2 separate regions of the Mus musculus genome follow, and region 2 is linked to region 1. The links are chromatin contacts, found by Hi-C in ENCODE. All regions are on one chromosome and are shown on one strand. The core of a region is the stretch at or near the end of the contact, and the rest is flanking DNA. Distances in the headings are between cores, read along the strand shown.

Region 1 (3,180 bases), core at 334-2,833:
CATGTGTCATCCAACGTGGTCAAGAGCTCATCTGGCATGGTTTCCAGGTCATCCATTCGAAACAGAGCATCGAAGTCAAACTCTTTCAGATCCATTTTCTCCAACATCCAATCTGTCCCGGAAAAGGCATCCTCTGGGAAAAGAAATTCAGGTGTGAACGGTTCATGTCATATTCGGGAGGCAGAAAGCCATTAGAACACCAGATCCATATGAAAAGGGCACACCAGGACAGCCGTCCTACTCACCCTTGCCGGTGTCTGAGGCACTGGCCAAGCCATCATCCATAGCCGGCCATTCCGAGGAGCCCGCCTTGTCGCTGGAGAACCCATGAGGTTTCAAGTGCTTGGCCACCTCCAGATAGTCATCTAAGAGACCTAGGCTTTCTTCAGCCCCCAAACCCGACTGGTCGAAGGGGGACATCAAGTCCCCCGCCAACACTTCGCTGTTCAGGAAGCTCATCTCGGTCATGTTGTGGGGCTTTGCTGGATTCGAGGAATGTGCTTAACTCGAAGGTATCTTTGTCCGTTACAGCAACACTGCTGCTGGATTTCGTGAAGAGCCTGGATGGGGACCCAAAAGCAAGTCCAGTCATCTTTCTATCTAAGATGCCGGATGGCCAAATCCCAGAAGCGTCTACAGGGAGAGCACGCGGGCCCAAGGCCATTGTGTAAGCCTCCCCGGCCGCCAGCTCGGGTTGCACAAGATGGAGGCTTAGCTTTGCTTCACCGGCCACCCAGAGGAAGCAGCTTGTCCTCGCGTCCTAATACGGCCAAGGCCGCCGCGCCCCGCCCCCGTGACTCACACCCCCGCCCCACCGCCATCTTGGGCATCGCCACGTTCGCAGGATGACACGGGGACCCCGGTGAGCCCGAGATGATTAAGCTAAGACAGGACGAAGGGGCAGCAGTAGCGCTTTAGACACTCCTCCGCCCAGCTCTGCCCGGGAGCGCCGGCGTCGCAGGCAACGCAAACAAGGCCGACGCGTCCGGCCGCTTGTAAAACCGCGTGTGCCGGCCACCGCGCCCGGGCCGCACCCAACCACAGCGAGGCCCCCGCCCTCCGCGGCCGGCCCCATACTCACGCCATGGCTTAGGCCGGTGGGGGTTGCCGCTGCAGAGCCTGGTGCTGCTGCCGCCGCTGCAAAGGCCAACGCTGCCGCAGGCACTGCTGCCTCTAATACGCCATGGTGGCCGCAAGCCCTGCGGGAGGGGAAGAGGAAAGGGACACCCGAGCACACAACTTAAACCGGCAGACAGCAAGCAGAAATGGCGGCGGCACGCCCTAAACCCGCCCTTTATAGCCTCGGCCAGGGACGCAGCACACCGCGTATCCTCCCACTGTGGTCACGTGATCCTACCGCAGCGCCACCAAACCGCCTCTCACTGACGCCCTCGCCCGCCCCAACCCTTCTCCGCTGTGCTCGGGGGGTAACTGTGGCGTTAGAGATCGTCCTAAAGGCCCCATGAGAGAAAAGTGCACTACTTTATAGGTTGACGACCAGCCGCGGTCTGGTTCCGGAGCGCGGAGGGATCGCTCGTTGACGAATTTCCGGTGTCTTACAAGGCGGGGTGGGACACCTAGCCAAAGCTCTGACGGTCAAAGCCGAAGCTGCCAGGTTATCACGCGAGACGCCGTCGGAGCGCGCGTCGAGCTGATTGGCCCAGGCGTGGCGAGTCACCTAAACCTCAAGTTCCTATTGGCTCTGCACCTGGGCGCTCTAGGATCAGGGGTCTGCGTGGAAAGGGAGGAGCCACCAGAGGTTCCGGGCGCCAGACTGTCACACCTGCCATCTCTTGTCAGATGTGATCCATGTGTATTTGCTCTCTCCGGCATCGCTCCGCACCGAGCAAACAGCTTCCAGGCGTGACCTTTGGGCTGGAAGCCATCTTTTCATGTATTTGTTGTTTCCAGAACCGAGTGGGCAGGCTTCAGGCATGTGGAGAGACCCTTCTGAGTTAGCTGGTCCAAACCTTCAGCTTCCTGTCAGTCCTGGGACAGGGACGGCACTTGGAGGCAGGGCGTTCGTGTTGGGGTCTTCTTGGGAGATATTCCGGTTCCTCCAGTTCAGCGATTTCCCCTGAACCGGGGAAACATGCCTAACCTCAGGTCTAACCTCCTATGCCCATCCTCCCATCATAGAGGCCCTCACTGCCGGTTTGTATAGGGTCAGTTCCCTTAAGATCAGGTTTATTCAGTTGGCTCTCAAGCCTTAACTTCCAGGTATCACCTTCCCAAGAAGTCATCCTGATGAGTGAGCCTGCCGCCTAAGTGATCGGGAGCCCCAGGTACTGGTCAAGGCCTCACCATAAAGGATGCTGTTTTGAGAGTGCTGAGAGGCTCTTTCCAACTCCAGCCTGGAAATCTTAAAAAGAGTTTCCACTTCTGTTTAAGTGACTCACACAAATACCACTCAACTGGCACAGTGCCTGCCACTTACTGCTCAGTGATTATTTGCAAGCCTTGTACAACCCAACCCTAGCGCTCGGGTACCATAGTTCAAGGTCGTCCTTGATTATATGATTGATTGCTATTTATTAATTCGAACCTAACTCTCCAGTCCCTATATCCCTAACTCCATCCTCCTTCCTCAGAGGAGCCTTTATTATTGTTTACTGAGACGGAACCAACCATAAAACACGAGGCCTACATAATGAGATGTTTTTATACCCAAAGAAGTCACAAGTGCATGTGCACACATACAGAAGTTACCTAGTCTTTCCATGCAAAAGCAACAAAAGGGTAACTATGTCCTCTCTTTGCTCTGGAAACCAAAACAGCAGCCACACTGCTACATTAAGTGGACATCCCTTACAAGTTTCTGTCCCCTAAGCATAATGTACCCTGCAAACCATGGTTTTTAACCTATGCTGAGTTCCTAACTCTATGATGTATGCCCACCCCTTGCTTTGCTAAACTCCTGAACCTGTGATACATGACTGCCTTTTGCTATACAAAAACGTGCCTCCCCAGAAACCTTCCACGTGGTGTAAGCTTGCACTTCTTTTTCTGGCCTCCTTTCTAACAGCCAATTATCCTAGCAGCTGTTTTCTATCACATGTATCTACCCTGCAGGCAGCCTGGAGTCCCCCCACTCTTCTGTTAGGGTGCTAACAACCAATTATCCCAACAGCTGTTTTCTATCAACCCTAATGCTTTCCCATAAGAGTCTCCAAACAGCCA
Region 2 (3,180 bases), core at 332-2,831, 1.6 Mb before region 1:
CCAGCTCGGATTGTGGGGGATGGGACACACGCGCTTAGGTTTCCTCCTGCCATCCTGGCACCGCGGAGTTTGCCCTCCCGCCCGGCATTTCTCTCCTCCTGTCTAGGAAAGCGTATTTAAATCTCTATACCTCCGTTGATCTCTGCTCTTGCCTACGTGATCAAGGAAAATAAAACGCACACAGTTCGTAACTGGAAACTTTCCGATCTCACCGCCCCACGTGGGTTCGGAGACTGCCGTTGCACCGGAACCTTCAGGAACGTGAATAAAGAATAGGGGTTGGCCAGGCGTGGTGGTGCACGCCTTTAATCCCAGCACTCGGGAGACAGAGGCAGGCTGATTTCTGAGTTCGAGGCCAGCCTGGTCTACAAAGTGAGTTCCACGACAGTCAGAGCTATACAGAGAAACCCTGTCTCGAACCCCCCCCCCCAAGAAAAAAAAAAAAGAAGAAGAGGAGGGGTTGTTGAATTGGAAAATAGGCGAACTAAGGCGGGGGCTAGGGGAACTGTACACAAGGCCAGCGGTCCTCCAGCCTAGTCTGATAGTCCAGTTCTCCTAGGGTTTCAACCCGCCACAGATCCTAGACCCCCTCATCGCTGAGCCTGCACTGTCACAAAGCCACAGAGTAGAAAAAGCGTGACCAAAATCCGGGCCCGGGTGCGCCTCGCTTCGCCGCCGCCGGGTGCTGTCGGGCTTAATGAACACCCTGCTCACCTTGCCAGGGCTGGCGCTTCTTCTGCGACTATTGCTAGAAGGAGCGCGGCTCTCATGCTCTCCTGTGCGTGGGTAACCTGCTCCAGAGAGCTCGAGGACCTCAGCAGAGGGGCGGCGGTCGCGCGTGGCCAGCCCTATTATGGTGTTTGGGACCCAACTTTCCGGGCTGGGAGTGCATGACTAACCGGTGCTCCGCTCTTTTTTCTAACCCTCGATCTTCTTGCACCCTTCCCTTCCCTTCGATCTTCCACGTCCCCACCAGGAGGGCGACACTGGTAAACTCAGGTTAGCCTACACTCAGATCCAGAACCTTCCTGGAGGTGGCATCGTGCCACTGTCTCCCCAAATTCAGAATGAACAAATCGGAACCGGGGAGTTCAAGTCACGGGGACCGTCAGAACTGAAGAGTCATGCCGTCTAGGTCTTAGGGAACTTTGAGAGCTGGGGCTAGGGTTTGGAGTTCTCAGGGCCCCGGTGATGCCAGCAACAGCCACTGTGTCCCAGGCTACTTCCTAATGGCCTGTTGTGTTCCAGGTCTGTCCCTACCCTCCCCGGGGTTGGTCTACACCGGTTTAAAAAAAAAAGAAAAAAACGTACATGGCGAGCTCAGACTGCTTTGGAGTCTTAAGAGAAGAAATCCGGCGCTAAGGCGCTCAGAAGGATTCCGAGGGTGAGCAGCCCCGCTGAGGACGTGGCAGGGAGGGGTCTAGAGGAGACAAGGTGAGAAGATCGCTATTACACTTCCCGCAGAACCTGGAATCCCAACCTACGACTGGGCTGCGAGGGGTTAAAGATGCCAAGGGAGGAAAAGTAGTCCCGGCCCCGCCCCGGCTGGGCGGAGGGACGCATCACGCAGGGGTGGGGAAAGCAGATTCATGCGCAGGGTTGCTGAGGGTGAAACTTTTCATTGACTTTGCTCACTTCGGGCCCAGGCGCGGGAAGGTGCAGGTCGTTGAGACTGAGTGTCGTGGGAACCGAGAGGCCAGAAGGACAGGACCTGCCAGACGAGTACATCCAGGGCTGGCCTCCATCCACCGCGTGACGGGTGCCATCCTCGGGTCCGCCATCCCCGCGCCGTCGCCGCCGAGCTCGACCTCCAAAAACAGCGGAAAGAATCACATGAGCTCGGTCCTCGTCCCTCTCTACCCTCAAACGACGTAAAAGGACACCGTGGCCCTCAGCCTCGCGGTGCCCGGGAAGCTGGGAGAGAGACCTCCGTCCCGCGGCCTGCAGAGCGGACCCTTCGTGGAGACCCGAGTGAGTGCGCGGGCTTGCGGGCGGGGGACGCCCACACTGGTCCACTCCCCTGCTGCCCCTCTCCGGATCCGCCCCTGTTTCGCTCTCCATCACTCTCTTTGATCCTGGGGTACCTAGTTTCGAGTGCGGCCCTCTCCTAAGCGGAGAGCGTTTCCTCCTTGACCTCCTTCCCCATTTATTCACGCCTCACTCGTTATGTTTTCCTTGCCCCCCCCCCCCAGAAACCAAACTCTGGCCAGAGTTAAATAAATTATGGGAAGGGAGGGGATTCTATCTTTATTTTTCGGCTGCTTTTCACGTGTGCGGGGTGGTGATTATTAACACAGTCTGTTTCTGTCCCTTTGGAACCTGTGAGATGGGAAATTTGGACATCCCCTTCTTGGTGACAGGGCCGGTTAGTGGAGAGTGCCCTTGGGTTGCCGAGCAAGAACTCATTGCAGGTTGAGCTCTTTATATACTTGTGTAGGCGGAAAAAAAAGTACCCAAAGAGCCTGTCGGATAGTGTATTAATTGTGTCTGATCTCTTCTATTCCTAAACTTCCCCTTCTGTCTGAGGGGGATGTACTCCGCCCTTGACCAAAAATCTAAGGAGGGAAAAGGGAAAAGCCATCCCCTCCCCTGGGAGCAACCAGAACTTCACACAGCAGGCTTTGGGATCAGCAGACAGGGTTTCCGGTGCCAGTTCGGTGTCTAACCTACCCCCCCCCCCCCCATCCACCCTAACCTATCCACCCTGGCCTGGGAGTGGGTTTGGTTTCTCTTTGATTTCTTAACAACAATAAAAATCCTGTTGCTTGCCTGAGCGCCTACCCCCAATGCCTCACTTAAGCACTGGGGAAAACAGCTGGTGTGGGAGGCAGGATTAGGGAGGTTTAACACCCTGCCGGGGAGGGTTGCTGAGGATCTGGTAAGTCTGGTCCTAGGGTAGGCCTTGTAATGGGGAGGAGACTCAGACTTTCTGAATATTGGATGATGCCCGGGTTTCAGATGTACGGATTTTGCTTGCCTGCCTGGGAACCTTTCCCCATTTCCTTTACCTGGGTCTGGTTTCTCAGATTTGTATTAAAAGTGGGGTAAGGCTTGGGCACTACCGGCTTCGGGCTTTATTGTCGACCGGGTGCCTCCTCACAGCTCTACTAGGAATTTCTTTGGCTTGGCCAACAAGACTGGAGAATCGGATCTAATGCTTGCCATTCCCTTCCTGGCTGT

What was found. A loop is a pair of places that touch in the nucleus more often than their neighbours do.
Region 2: a map of T-helper 2 cell shows a loop between it and region 1 (6-fold over the local background). The contact joins the promoter of Tob2 here to the promoter of Atf4 in region 1. A Hi-C loop is called at or near these places in 2 of 37 maps with a recorded cell type or tissue (T-helper 17 cell and T-helper 2 cell).

The regions. Positions count from the first base shown.
Region 1 is chr15:80,253,587-80,256,766 of GRCm38, reverse strand. Atf4 (activating transcription factor 4) reads right to left here and starts at 1,583. Exons shown (of 3, transcript NM_009716.3): 1 at 1,082-1,583; 2 at 246-560; 3 at 1-133. The coding sequence starts at 468.
Region 2 is chr15:81,856,727-81,859,906 of GRCm38, reverse strand. It overlaps Tob2 (transducer of ERBB2, 2), which reads left to right and starts at 1,581. Exons shown (of 2, transcript NM_020507.3): 1 at 1,581-1,971.